Regions from separate parts of the Homo sapiens genome. Here regions 1 and 3 are each linked to region 2. A link is a contact called in ENCODE Hi-C or POLR2A ChIA-PET data. All regions are on one chromosome and are shown on one strand. Each heading gives the region's core, a stretch centred on a gene start or an enhancer-like site at or near the end of the contact. The rest is flanking DNA. Distances are from core to core; before and after follow the strand shown. Region 1 overlaps LOC124904555 (a long non-coding RNA gene). Region 2 holds the start of LINC03108 (long intergenic non-protein coding RNA 3108). Region 3 holds the start of GGPS1 (geranylgeranyl diphosphate synthase 1).

Evidence for each region. A loop is a pair of places that touch in the nucleus more often than their neighbours do. ChIA-PET counts read pairs that join two places held with the same protein, here RNA polymerase II (POLR2A). Pooled maps may share reads with other maps.
Region 1: a pooled map shows a loop between it and region 2 (2.4-fold over the local background). The contact joins the enhancer-like site here to the promoter of LINC03108 in region 2. A Hi-C loop is called at or near these places in 2 of 37 single-sample maps with no recorded cell type and 2 of 50 pooled maps. POLR2A ChIA-PET finds 5 or more read pairs at or near these places in 2 of 52 experiments (OCI-LY7 and PC-3).
Region 3: a map of chondrocyte shows a loop between it and region 2 (3-fold over the local background). The contact joins the promoter of GGPS1 here to the promoter of LINC03108 in region 2. A Hi-C loop is called at or near these places in 1 of 168 maps with a recorded cell type or tissue (chondrocyte), 8 of 37 single-sample maps with no recorded cell type and 9 of 50 pooled maps. POLR2A ChIA-PET finds 5 or more read pairs at or near these places in 1 of 52 experiments (BJ).

Annotation. Positions count from the first base shown.
Region 1 is chr1:234,670,548-234,674,756 of GRCh38, reverse strand. LOC124904555 (a long non-coding RNA gene) reads left to right here. Exons shown (of 2, transcript XR_007066952.1): 2 at 1,767-3,355. Among named protein-coding and RNA genes, the nearest start is that of LINC00184, 43 kb to the right of the region's middle. Within about 2 kb of position 2,038, at least 3 of the 41 ENCODE cell types and tissues checked have a DNase peak (open chromatin) inside an H3K27ac peak, as active enhancers do.
Region 2 is chr1:234,978,738-234,982,795 of GRCh38, reverse strand. It overlaps LINC03108 (long intergenic non-protein coding RNA 3108), which reads left to right and starts at 2,020. Exons shown (of 2, transcript NR_186308.1): 1 at 2,020-2,140; 2 at 2,453-4,058. RefSeq lists an enhancer at 2,758-3,261.
Region 3 is chr1:235,326,828-235,331,138 of GRCh38, reverse strand. GGPS1 (geranylgeranyl diphosphate synthase 1) reads right to left here and starts at 2,569. Exons shown (of 4, transcript NM_004837.4): 1 at 2,361-2,569. It overlaps ARID4B (AT-rich interaction domain 4B), which reads left to right and starts at 2,960. Exons shown (of 24, transcript NM_016374.6): 1 at 2,960-3,370; 2 at 4,171-4,225. The coding sequence starts at 4,220. RefSeq lists enhancers at 1,770-1,919, 2,420-2,509, 2,750-2,809, 3,546-4,071, 4,090-4,279 and silencers at 3,290-3,339, 3,510-3,739, 3,750-3,839.

The DNA.
Region 1 (4,209 bases), core at 789-3,288, 310 kb after region 2:
ACCCCACTCCCCACTCTTACGGGTGTTGCTCTTATAAACCATATATCCCCATGGCTGGGAGTCTGTGGATACTAATGAGTCACACTAATAGCAACGATCCAGATTTCACAGGCTCTGATCTCTGCAGCGCTCCCAGTACAGGAGGGCACCCCTCTCCAAGACTTTCTGTGGACCCTGAGGGGTGTCTCACAGGTACTCACAAACAGTCCTTCCTTTGTTCTGCTCAGCTGCCCAGTCCCCACCCAGCTGATGGCTACAGTTGGCCCCTACTCCTCAGTGAGAACATCTAGGTCCTCCCTGATTTGGGGTAATAGACCTCTCTTCCACCCTGTGCAACTCCTCCAAAGCAGAACTGCTCCTGGCCCCTTCTCCCGGAGCCCCTCATAAATCAGCACCTACAGTCTTGCCTGCAGATCCTCTGGCCTGGGGACCATGCTGGGCTACAGACCAGTTTCAAACAGACACCACACTGGCCTCCCCATGTTAGTGTCCCCCTCAGCTACCTGCATCTTCATCCACCTTCAGACAAAACCCCATGCAAAATGATGCTGCCCGAAGCCACACATGAGTTTGCCCATTAAGTTTAGATCCTAGCTCATGTCCAGATTAGGACGGAGGTGACATTCTTACCTTCTGGCTAGTTACAAAATTCTTCGAAAGGGAAAATGCAAAAACAATCAGATCCTAAGTGAAATTGTGGAGTGGAAAGACCCGTGTAGCATCTTCTTGCCTTGTATTTTGGGGAAGCTCCTTCCTTAGGGCAAGCATTCAGGGACTATCACTGTGCTCTCTCTTTAGTTCTGAAGTATATGCATGTCAATGAATCCACAACATTGGTTTGATATTCCACATAAAAATGATCAGCAAGGAGGAGTCCATTCTCTTCTTCCAGTGATCCATAGAGTGAGATCAGAAATTTATCAGCCAGATGACATAGGATACAAGATTCTTTTGGATAATATGTGTAATGAAAATGCAAACAAATTTATGAAAGAGTTCTGTGAGCTACTTCATAGTCTGATTGACTCATACACTTGACAAGGTGAGGGGGCCCTCTCCAGACAAGGTGGGCCACAAAGAGCTTGGCCTCTGGACTCAAGTCTTGGTCCGCCATCTGCCTTACTATCTGGGTAATCTTGGCCAATTCGCTTCGCTTCTCTGAATCTCTGTTTTCTCACCTCAAAACTGAAAATTCTTGCTGAATTATTGTAAGAATTCGAGAAGATTTAATAGGCGCTCAGTAAATGTCAGCTTTTGGAGCCACTATTTAGTCTGGAAATAGTCTTTGGAGGGGACTCATATGAACCATATGCATAGCACCACCTCCATGTCTGTCTTTGAAACATACCCCACTGTCTCTTTCTCTCACACACACGTGCGCACACACACAGTTAAGGCTATGGGTCCCGACTGCCAGGGTTTGAGTCCTGGTCCTACATCCTTCTCCCTGTGTGACCCTGGCCACCTTACTGAACTTGTGGGTGTCCTTTTCCCTCATCTATTAAATGGGGACTTTTATGGGTGGTATGAAGATCAAATAAGTGAATACATTTAAACCACTAGAACAGTGTCTAGTATATAAAAGAGTGTGCATGGGTCAAGTATTATTATTACTATCCATTCTTCATGATTCTTCTGGGAATTAAAAACCAACAAACCTCTAACTATCAGTGAGAATCCTGAATTCTCATCTTTCCCGCTGACCTTCATTCTGTAACCTCGAATGCATCTCTTTCTTCCATTCACACATCTGCTTTCTCTTCCAGAACAGCTGGTACAAGTGGATCTGCTCGGCACCTATAACCTAATTACCTCTCAGGCTCACACAAGTCTCTGGCCGCTAAGCGAATGATCTCCCAAAGGGATTATTCTCAAGCAGCACAGAAACTGTCCCTATGCCTCAGGTGGCCCCAGAACTCTTTCGTACTAGAGACTTATCTGTTAATAAAGTTAACAAAGGAAAGTGGCCTTCCAAGAATGTTTGTTTGGGCCACTACCTGGAAGAAATAACACTTGACCATGAGAGACTTGGCTGAGCAGTGCTGGGTCAGCTTAACCAAAGAAGACCAGCCATCACCCACGGCAAGAGCAGCTCTGACTTGGACCCACTGTTCCCCCAGCCTGTTAGCAGCCTGTGAACAATCTTTAAGTGACCCCTGGCCCTGTCACATCTCCATTCAACAGGGTTCTTGGGGAGGATGTGTGGACCGAGAACAGTGCCCACCCACACCACCTGTAAGTGTGGCCACGGCAGCCAGCCAGCATGGATGCTAAGTAACAAGTGGTATTGGGGCACAGATGTGGCGGGAGCGCTTTGGGGCAAAGAAAGAGGTGCTGTGAGTGAGGACAGAAAGGAAGGGGAAAAAAAAGCCTCATGGGTTAGAGCGCCTCTCACCTTTGGCTCTTCTTCAGAAGACTGGTAAAAGAAAACAAGAAGAGAAATTGGTTTCCCTGACTTCTCTAAAGCAAGCGTTCTTCAGAAAAGAGAATCGATCAGCCTGGTTAAAGTGGATAAACTATGTGATGTCCATCCAGAGAGGTGTCTATTAATGGCTGTAAAATGGAAAGATGAATCAATGGGACCGATTAATATTTATGAAGAGTTGAACTAGGCAGAGTGAAAAAGCCTTGTATATTGGATAAGAAAGGAAAAGCATTGCACACCATAGGATGCGTTTGTTTGGCTAAGGTTTCTGTTTTGATCACTGGGTAATTGTATAGAGCAGGGGCGTATGGTAGAGAAAGAAAATCTATATCTAGAAGTTATTGACTTTATGTACAAAAGCACTGGTTGGTGCCTATTTTTGAGGACCACTCCATCTTAAAAATAACTTTGGTTTTGTACGGCCTAGTTGTGGTGGAAAAGGAGCTCCAAAGAGTAAGCAAGTTTCCTACAAAAAGAATCCAAGCTGTTGAAACTACAATTAAGAAATGCAAAGAGTTACTAATTTTACTACTTAGAGGAAAGGAAATTCACAAGCAGGAAAGAAACTGTGGATCAGGGCAAGTTGTAACTCTAGAGGTTCAGAGATAGGAGCTCTAATTACACCAGGGCAAGGGAGTACTGTTTGGGGAAATTTCTGAAACATGAAATAGGAAAGCTGAGGGTCAAAATGATATTGTGATGTGAATAAATAGAGAAGACATGTTTGCATGGAGCTCAGCTGGGTAATCATGGAAAGAAGGAGGGGCGAAGGAGGAAACTGAAAATCGAAATAAAGAACAGAAGCACAGACCATGAAATATGCCAAATATAGTGTGCAAATACTCAGAAGGCATGGAAAGATAAGTTAGAAGCCAAAACTCAGTTATCACTATCGTGTGAAGGAACAATAAAACTCTTAGCAAAAACAAATGACTTAGCATGAGACCAATACTGCTTTCCTTAGGTAGCTTGGTCCAGAGGGAAAAGGCTGATATCACTCCCTATCAAGGGTTTTTAGACGGTTTAAGTGAGCTCTGCAAGTGGGAGACACGGTGATGATTATTGACAGTTGCTATCTTTCAAGGGGGAGAAGCAAACTGATGTTACACATTAGAATTAGTTAGCACCACCGAACACAGGTTACAAAAATACTGGGAGGAATTCTCTCTCCTGAGCACATTACGCAATATTTGCAAATGTGTGCAGGTAAGTGTTGACTCTCTCATCATGCTGGACCTGGAAATGGTTCTCAGCAAATCATGGCATGATTTCTTTTTCAAAGTTGGGTACACGAATATTATCGTAACCAGCTAAGAGCAGGGAGACGTGGCATGGGAGACTAACAGATAGTGCAGCTTTTAAGAGAAGACGTAGAAATCAATCTAGTAACAAATATTTATTAAGCATTGGAGTGTGCTAGGCACCAAGAGAAAAGAAACCTCCACAGCTGATAAAGCCTTTCAAAATAATGTCCTCAGTTAATTTGCACATTTCCATGAGGTAGGTGTTGTTAGCCATTTCCGTTAATGAGAAAAAAAAAAATGAGATTCAGAAAGGTTAATTAAATTGGAGATCTCCTGATTTTTTAGTTTTATATCCTTCCCGTGTCCTTTCCAGGCTTATATTCTGGTCCTATCACTTCTCAGCTGAGTTACTTCAACAAGTTATTTATTCTCTGTGTTCCCAGCTGTCAAAATGAAAATGCCAGTACCCACCTGGTAAGGAGTGAGAGAACATTTATAAAAATGCTCGGCTGGGTACCTGACACATAGGAGGTCCTCAGT
Region 2 (4,058 bases), core at 771-3,270:
CTTCATATGTATTGTAGGCAATTTTAAGACATACAGAAAATGTGAGGAAAGTAAAAATCATCCCCAAATCCCACTCTGCAGAGGTGACCACTGTCAACGATTTGATAAGCCTCCAGGTGTCTCTTTTATGAATACGCCCTCACAACAACATTTTTACATAAATGGGCTGCAAATGTTGTATCAGCTCCTACTTTTTATCTATCAGAATGATCCATGTGAATATCTTCCTATGGCTTTGGATGTAGATTTCCAACATTATGTTTAATGGTTGCATAGCATATGATTAAACATACTATAAGTCACTGACTCAATCACTTCTAGGTTGTTTCAGCTTTATTTATTTTTTAGATTTATTTGCCACACTGTGATGACTATCTGTGCAATTTTTTTCTGGTGGCTCAACTGAGAATAAATTCCTAGTTTTAAAATTAAGAAGACAAAGAGTACTCATGAATAATTTTAATGTACAGGGTCAAATTTCTCCCAGAAAATGTATAACACTAAACATCTACCAATAATAAGGAGAGTTCCCATTTCCACACTCTCTGGCCAACACTAGCCATTGACAATATTTAAAGTTTTGGCCAATCTGATAGGTTAAAACTGATGTTTTATTGTTGTATTGATTTGCCTTTCCTAGATCATTTTACTTTTGAATGGTACTGTTTATGGTTAAATAGAGGCAAAAATAATGACTTCATATGAGGATATCATTACTACATGAGGAACTAAGGCTGGCATGAAGGCAGACATATGTTATTCAGAGAGCCATGGTGCCAGGTGCCTAGCACAGAACAGTTTGATAACCATTTGAGGGTAATAATATTTTGTTGATTGATTGATTTATGGACTCACCGGTGACTACTTTCAGGAACTGGTTGAATGGCATCTAGAAGCCTGCATGGCTCTGGTCATAAAGGATGACAGGATGACATTTGCCTATAACTGCAAGGCCACTTGCAGGCAGAATGCACGTCCCATGTCTTGTTGATGTCTGTGCAAGATCCACCTGATCTAATCTACCTGACCTCCCTGGCTCAAGGGATCTTCTTGCTTCGGCCCCACAAGTAAATGGGACTAAAGGCATGTACCACCAAGCCTGGGTAATTTTTGTATTTTTAGTAGAGACGGGGTTTCACCATGTTGCCCAGGCTGGTCTCGAACTCCTGGACTCAAGCGATCTGCCTGCCTCGGCCTCCGTAAGTGCTGGGATTACAGGCGTGAGCCATGGCGCCTGGCCTCCCTTGGTCTCGAATGGGTCTCCCCATTTCTTTCCTTTCTGGGATAGGAAGATGACAGCTTCACTTCAGCCAATGTCACCAAGAATTTCTCTCCCTTCCGAGATTGGAAGGTGACAGCTTCATTTCAGCCAATGCAACCAAGAGAGGCTTCGGGAAAGTCAGAAGATGGCTAACGCTGCCTGTGACCTAGTGCAAGGGGGAACTGGAAGCCCCCAGGGACGATGGTGGAGAAACTGAGAACATGGGGTGGCAACTCTGCCCTGCCAGCCTCCGTGGTGGACTCTTGCCACGACGAACAGCCAGGGTGGGAGAGGCCCACTGCAGGGAGCTACTCCTTCCAGGCCTGGTGCGCAGTGGTTTCCTGCCTTGCTAAATGGCCGTTGCTCGGTGGTGATGATTCATGGCATTTGGAAAGTGTGGCTGTGTTCTGAACAGGGAAGTGAAAAATAACACAGCCAAGGTCAGTGCAGGACAGGATAGGGGCTGTTACAAAATGTGCAGTTTTACTCTGAAAAATGCAGGGGGTGGGGAGCCACAGTAAACTCGGTCCTGGTGGTTCACACCGCGTGCGTGGCGCCCTGCTTGCTCTCCTTTACAGCATCAACTTTTCCGAGTGTCAGTCACTAATTTGTCCCTTGGAAGCGGCTGCTGGTCTTGGCTGAGCGGCTGTGGGTAGGAGGAAGTGGATGCGTGATTCAGTGAGTGTCTGCTTCCTCTCTGACTCAGGATTGGATCTGTTTCTGAGGGTGGTGCCAGGGGGCACAGTGTGGCTTTAGCTAGATTCTTTGAACTTGGAGTCAAACCTGAGGCTCTGACCCCTTGTAGCCGCTGGCCCTCCCTTGACCCCTTTGGATGAGTGAGGGGGCTCAGCTGGACCCTATGACCTTGCTTCACATTGGGTAAGCCTTCTGACCTGAGGCCTTCCTGTGGTTTCAGCTGAGAGAGGCTAGTGACATAGAGAGCCGAGGCAAATCCTGGATCTGTGCCTGCCTCAAGAGCTCCCTCCTTTGTGGGAGTTGCATTTGGGGGAGCAGCATAGTTCTCAGGGGCTCCACCTAGGCAGGCGCTAGACTGATGGAGGAGGCAGTTGAAGGAGGAGGTAGTTTTCTTGTGGTCCCTTTGTCTATTTAGCCAATGATACGATAGGAGAGGGTCAGGTGGGGAGCTGAGACATTCCGAAGTGAAAAGTCAGGATTGGCTTTTTCTTCTAGAGCATGGAGTTTTCCAAGGATCTGTCACTAGTGTGCCGTCTGAACAGACATCGCTGCTGACACCTAAAACCTCTTCTAAGAAACACTCCAATTATTCAGATAATTGCTTGTGCCTAAGACTGTATAACCTAAGAGTCGGGTGCAGGCTTGATAAAGAATTGGAAGCCCTCTGCAAAACTGCTACAGGTGTTCTGTGTTCCGACGCCCTCCATCACCTTGGACAGGGGTTCTTCTTCCGGCCCAGTCTCTCCCATTTCCTCTTTTCTCCCTCCATCTCCTCCCATTTGCTTGGCCAGAGCAGAGGCTCGGCTGGTCTAGTTCAGGTAGGATGGCCAGCATCCAGTCACTGCCATATTCAACAAGGACTTGAGAGCTTCTAGAGAGAGAAATGCAAGTCAAACCAGCCTGGGCTTTTAAAAGGGGGCTTTGTGTGACCCTGGACACCTGCAACTGGGAGCCAACACTGCCACGTGCTCTCTCTTTTCTCACGCCTCAACTTCCTCTGAATACTGATCTAAATCTCTTTGCTAAGCTTCCTCTCTATGGCAGGTAATGTGCACGATGGCAGCTTTTGCTTATTGTACCTCATGACTTCACTGCCAGAAAGGGACAGAGAGGGGCCTTCACGGCCTTCACTGGGGCCAGGTGACCATCATTGGCTCAAACACTGCGGCTTGGGAAGAGCTGAACTGATGCCTGCTCACATCTGGACTCTGATTTGTGCTAGGGAGGGGGTACTTTCCAGAAGAAGGGGCCCCTGTCCTGGAAGACATACAATGGAGCCCACCACCGTGGTGCTGAGAGCTATTCCCAAGTCCTAGGGCGCAGTGGGCCCTCCTCCTTCGCCTCTGCTTCCCCTGCCTGGCAGTGAGGGGCATGGCCTGGGGGAGGGGTGACATCTGTCCACAGAGCCCATTGTTTTTTGGCTTGAAAATCCATAGGAAAATGGGGGTTTTTCTCAGCTCCCTTTTTTTGGAGTGGGGGCAGCAGCCGTGTGATTTTCTGAGTGGAATGCCTTGGAGGATCTAAGCGGTGAGTGAAGGAAGAACAAAAGAACCATTCTCAGAAGCATGGCAAAAATGAAACCAAATAAAAACCCCATAAAAATCCCTACCGGGGCAGAGGAAATACCAAGCCAGTGCTTTTGGAGTGCAGATTCTGTAATAAAGGAAAGATTCATGGATACGCTGTGCAACTTGCTTATGTTTGGACTGGAGGGAGAATGTGCAGGAACATGATATAAAAGAGTCATCCAAGAAAGGGAGGCATCGCTGTGTGCATTTGTGTTGTGTGTTGTTGCAATTCAGGAGTGGACTAAGGACTGGGGTTCATGGGGAGCCTGAAAGAGACACTGGACTGGTTCAAAGTTTGTGCACAGCTGCGGAGATCAGATGACTGTCAGCTGGGCCTGCCCCCTGCTGCCTCTGCTTGATTGCAGGAGGAACTCTGACCTTGATTTAGTCACCAAAACACCCATCTGGAAAGCTCTTTGAAGATTGATTAAGTAAACACTCACAGCACAGACAATCATAATTGAGTGACGTAGCTGAATTATCTGCAGTGCGTGGAAGAATGCACTGATGAGAAAGCTCAGGGGCATGTTCCC
Region 3 (4,311 bases), core at 1,320-3,819, 350 kb before region 2:
GCGAAATAATCAACATACCTATTAGGCAAAAACCTATTTAGTTAGGTAACCTATTATGCAAATACCTATTTAGGTAACCTATTACCTATACTATTTGATCTCTGACACGTGACCTTATTATCAGGGATTGAAGTAAGAAAAGAAGATGCAAAACAGGAAGAATAATGGCTTAGCTAAAAGATTATTATCGAACATCATTAAAAGTAGAATTAAAAAAGGATCTCATATACTTCTCTATTTAAATGTTAGTATCTATCTTTTCTCAACTACAAGTTGGGAGCAAGAATCACGTTTGTATATTTTCTCACAGCCTCCAAAACACATTTGACCGAACTTAAAAATCAATGAGATGCACTTTCAGAATTCCCTTTTGTGTCAGGACCTGTAACAGGTGTACCCTGTTGCACAGAAATCAGAGCTAATCTTTGTTTCAATTCGTAGAGCTTTGTGGTTGATGTTATTTTTCAACTTAAAACACTAATTATGCTTTAAAAAATATTTCCTTTCCTCACTTAGAGATGTTTAAGAATACTCACTTAAGTCAATTTCCTGTCCCAGAGGATATTTACATACAAGCATTTTCAGTGGTATGAAAACATAAGAACTTCAATTTTTCCAGGTATCGACAACCAACTTGCCTTGTGTCTTTCTTCTGAAACAGCGTCTCACTCTGTCGCCCAGGCTGGAGTGCAGTGGCGTGATCTCGTCTCACTGCAAACTCCGCCTCCCGGGTTCACGCCATTCTCCTGCCTCAGCCTCCCGAGTAGCTGGGACTACAGGCGCCCGCCACCTTGCCCGGCTAATTTTTTTGTATTTTTAGTAGAGACGGGCTTTCACCGTGTTAGCCAGGATGGTCTCGATCTCCTGACCTCGTGATCCGCCCGCCTCGGCCTCCCAAAGTGCTGGGATTACAAGCGTGAGCCACCACGCCCAGCCGCCTTGTGTCTTCTTAAGAGTCTAAAGGATTCTACACACCGTGGCATATACTCTCACCCTCACCCGCCTTTGTTTTTCTTTTAAATCAAAGGATTTCCCAATTTATCACAGCTGGAAATTTCAGCTATCACATACTAAAGTTAAATGTAAAGAGGCATTAGTGTGTGTTACATGAACTCTACTAGTTTCCTTTTAGAGTGAAAAAACTACAGAATACCTCAGTGAGAGTCTGAAACTTCTCACTTTCAAAACTAAAAAGCTGCCAGAAATTTGTTCAAAGAGTGAATCCATAATCATTAATACAAACGCTCCATTCTTTTCACCATGTGAACTACTACGGCAATAGCCTCCTCGTCGGGTTCCCTGCATTTGCCTCTTTAACTCTTCTTTTTTTCGCTTCCTCTACTCTTCAGCCAGGGATGACATTCCAATCGGAGCCATCTCTCCCTTTTGATTGAGATTCCTTGGAAGATATCCCATTGCTATTAGGAGAAAACCAAAACTCCTTTACAAAGCCTAAAAGGTTCGACACTCCCCCTCATCCCATCTCTCCAGGCTCAGTTCTTCATATTGGAAAAGCTCCCTTCCGCCACAGGGCTTTCTGACAAGTTAGTCTTTTTGTCTGGAATGTCTTTTCCTTTTCTCTTTCCTTAGTTAACTCCTGCTAGCCCTTCAGCTCTCAGCTCGATCCTCACTTGCTCAGAAACCCTTCCTTTCCCTCCCTAAAGAAGCCAAATTCCCTCATTCTCCTATCACCGTGGAACTCTCCTCTGGGGCACTGCCACTGCGGTAATTTCACATCGTTTTGTTCAGCATCTGTCCGTCTCACCAGGCGCAGGTCTACGAAGGCAGAGGCCACCCCAGTGGTCGGCGCTCAACACCCATGAAGAAATGAAAGCGCCTTCTAACGCGTTAGACGATGAAACCAGGGCACACAACCTTGCGTCTAAGAAGTGAACATCCCATGCAAAAGACTTTTCAAAGGGAAGGGCCTGGTTTGAGAATGGCCAGAGACATACAAATGTGAAGCGCATACTGAATCCTTCCATTCATACTCCGGGAGAAAGACGATGGATCTGAAAGAAGCCGCCTGATATAAACAGGGAATTTCAATCACTTCGAGGCCGATTTTCCACAGCGGCTGGGCAGAGAACTGCAAACGTATACAGTGCTAGCACAGAGTCCGGAGGGGAAGAAACGGTGAGGTTTCTGCTTCCTCCTCGCTCAGATGCTCCCTTCCGCCCCACTTGGCCAACCCTTCCTCTCCCTCCTCGCTTAAAGCTAGGGGATGGAAAATTCATACACAATCCGGTTCAGCATCCGGGTCCTCACTCTCCTTTCTTTCTTTCCTCTGCCCCGCCTCCCAGCCTCCCCCGCCCTTCTTCCCATCCGGGTTCCCCCCAGCCGCCGCCACTGCCGCTCACAGTTCAACGATGATATCACGACTTTCACGCCGCCGGTCCGGGAGTAACTGTACCCCGCATCAACTTCCTATTTTATAATGTGGACTTAGGCTCTTCCCGATGCCTACATGAATCCTTCCCACTATTTCACCACAGAACTCTCCGCCCTCCTCAGCCGCCAGCGACACCGCATTAGTTGGTGCAAGAAAATGCGCCATCCCGGTCACACTGCGCAGGCGTCGTTGCCGCCTCCCTACTGCTTTGTTGCCCCGCCCCTTTCACCTCCCCCCCGCCCCCGCACCGGTCCACGCAGGCGCAGGGCATTGCGGGCCTTGCAGTTCTCGCGGACGAGGATTTGCGCGTTGGCCCCAGAGTATGGACTTTATTTCCCAGAAAGCCTTGAGGCGTAACTTTCTGTTTCCATAGAACTGGTGGGAAAATGGCGTCGTTGTTTGTATCCAGGGACCAATAGGAACAGTGTATAGGCGGGTTCTAAAGAACTTTAACCAATCCAAGGTCGTCTAAGAGGCCATCCGGGAAAGAGGTAGGGGAGGGGGGGAAAAAAAATCTAGGGGAGGGGAGAAAGGGGGGGAACCTAGAGTCGGTGGGGGGGAAGCGATGTTTGCCCGTCAGTCGAGTCCGGAGTGAGGAGCTCGGTCGCCGAAGCGGAGGGAGACTCTTGAGCTTCATCTTGCCGCCGCCACGGCCACCGCCTGGACCTTTGCCCGGAGGGAGCTGCAGAGGGTCCATCGCCGCCGTCCTCTGGAGGGCAGCGCGATTGGGGGCCCGGACCTCCAGTCCGGGGGGGATTTTTCGTCGTCCCCCTCCCCCCAACCAGGGAGCCCGAGCGGCCGCCAAACAAAGGTACCAGTCGCCGCCGCGGGAGGAGGAGGAGCCGGAGCCTCTGCCTCAGCAGCCGCTGGACCCGCCGCCCTTCTTCCCCATCTCTCCCCCGGGCCTGCTGGTTTTGGGGGGGAGAAGGAGAGAGGGGACTCTGGACGTGCCAGGGTCAGATCTCGCCTCCGAGGAAGGTAGGGATATTTTCTGGGGCTTTCGTGGTCTCCTAAGGGGGTTCTTTTGGGAGTCGCTGGGCCCGGCCAAGGAGCAGAGGAAGATCGCGGTGGTGGTCCCTGCGGCGCCCGAATTCGGGGCCTCGGCCTCCCGGGAACCCCCACCCCCCGCAGCCGCTGTGTCCGAGCCGCCCCCTGGCTGGGCGGCCGCACACTCAGCGGTTTAGCGGCCGCGGTCGGGGGCCCGGGCAGGGTGGGGGCCGTTCCGCCTCCGGGGCCCTCGGCCCTCACGTTGTCCCCGCGGCGGGGCCAGATGTTGATCTCGCTCCCACTTGTCGGGTCTGAGCCCGGAACGGGACGTGGGCAGGGGCTCTGTGGCGGGCCGGTCCTGCCCGCGGCCCACAGGCCCTCCTGGCCCCTCGGTGGCCCCCGGCCGGCCTCTCGCTCGGACGCGGCGCGTGGGGGCGCGGATTCGCTCGGCCGGGCGCCGAGGCCCTAGGGGAGAGCGGCCGGCCCTGCGCCGGACGCCGGGCTTGTTGTGAGTTTCTTCTCTGACAGAAATGGCGTCATTGTCGTAGACGGGAAACTCCGTCGGGTCTCGACAATGGGGACGGGAAGCTGCCGAGCTGTGTAGGTGGTTGGGTTTGCGGGGATGGCGGGGCCGGAGGGAGCCCCGAGTCGGCGTGTGATGGTTCGGGGGCTGGCGCCTGGTTGCGGCTCTTTCTTCGGGGTTCGGACGTCGCTCGCTTCTTTCCCTCCGCCTCCGCCAGTGCAGAGGGGCTCCTGTGGTGTTGACTGGGTGTCTTTTGTTTCCCCTCCAGGTGCAGCTGAACCTGGTGTTTTAGAGGATACCTTGGTCCCAGAGTCATCATGAAGGTAAGATTGCCTGCGGAAAACGAATCTCTGGGGTTATCGAATTCAGGAAGTAGGAGGTTTCGACGAGGTCGTCGTGTGGGGCTTCC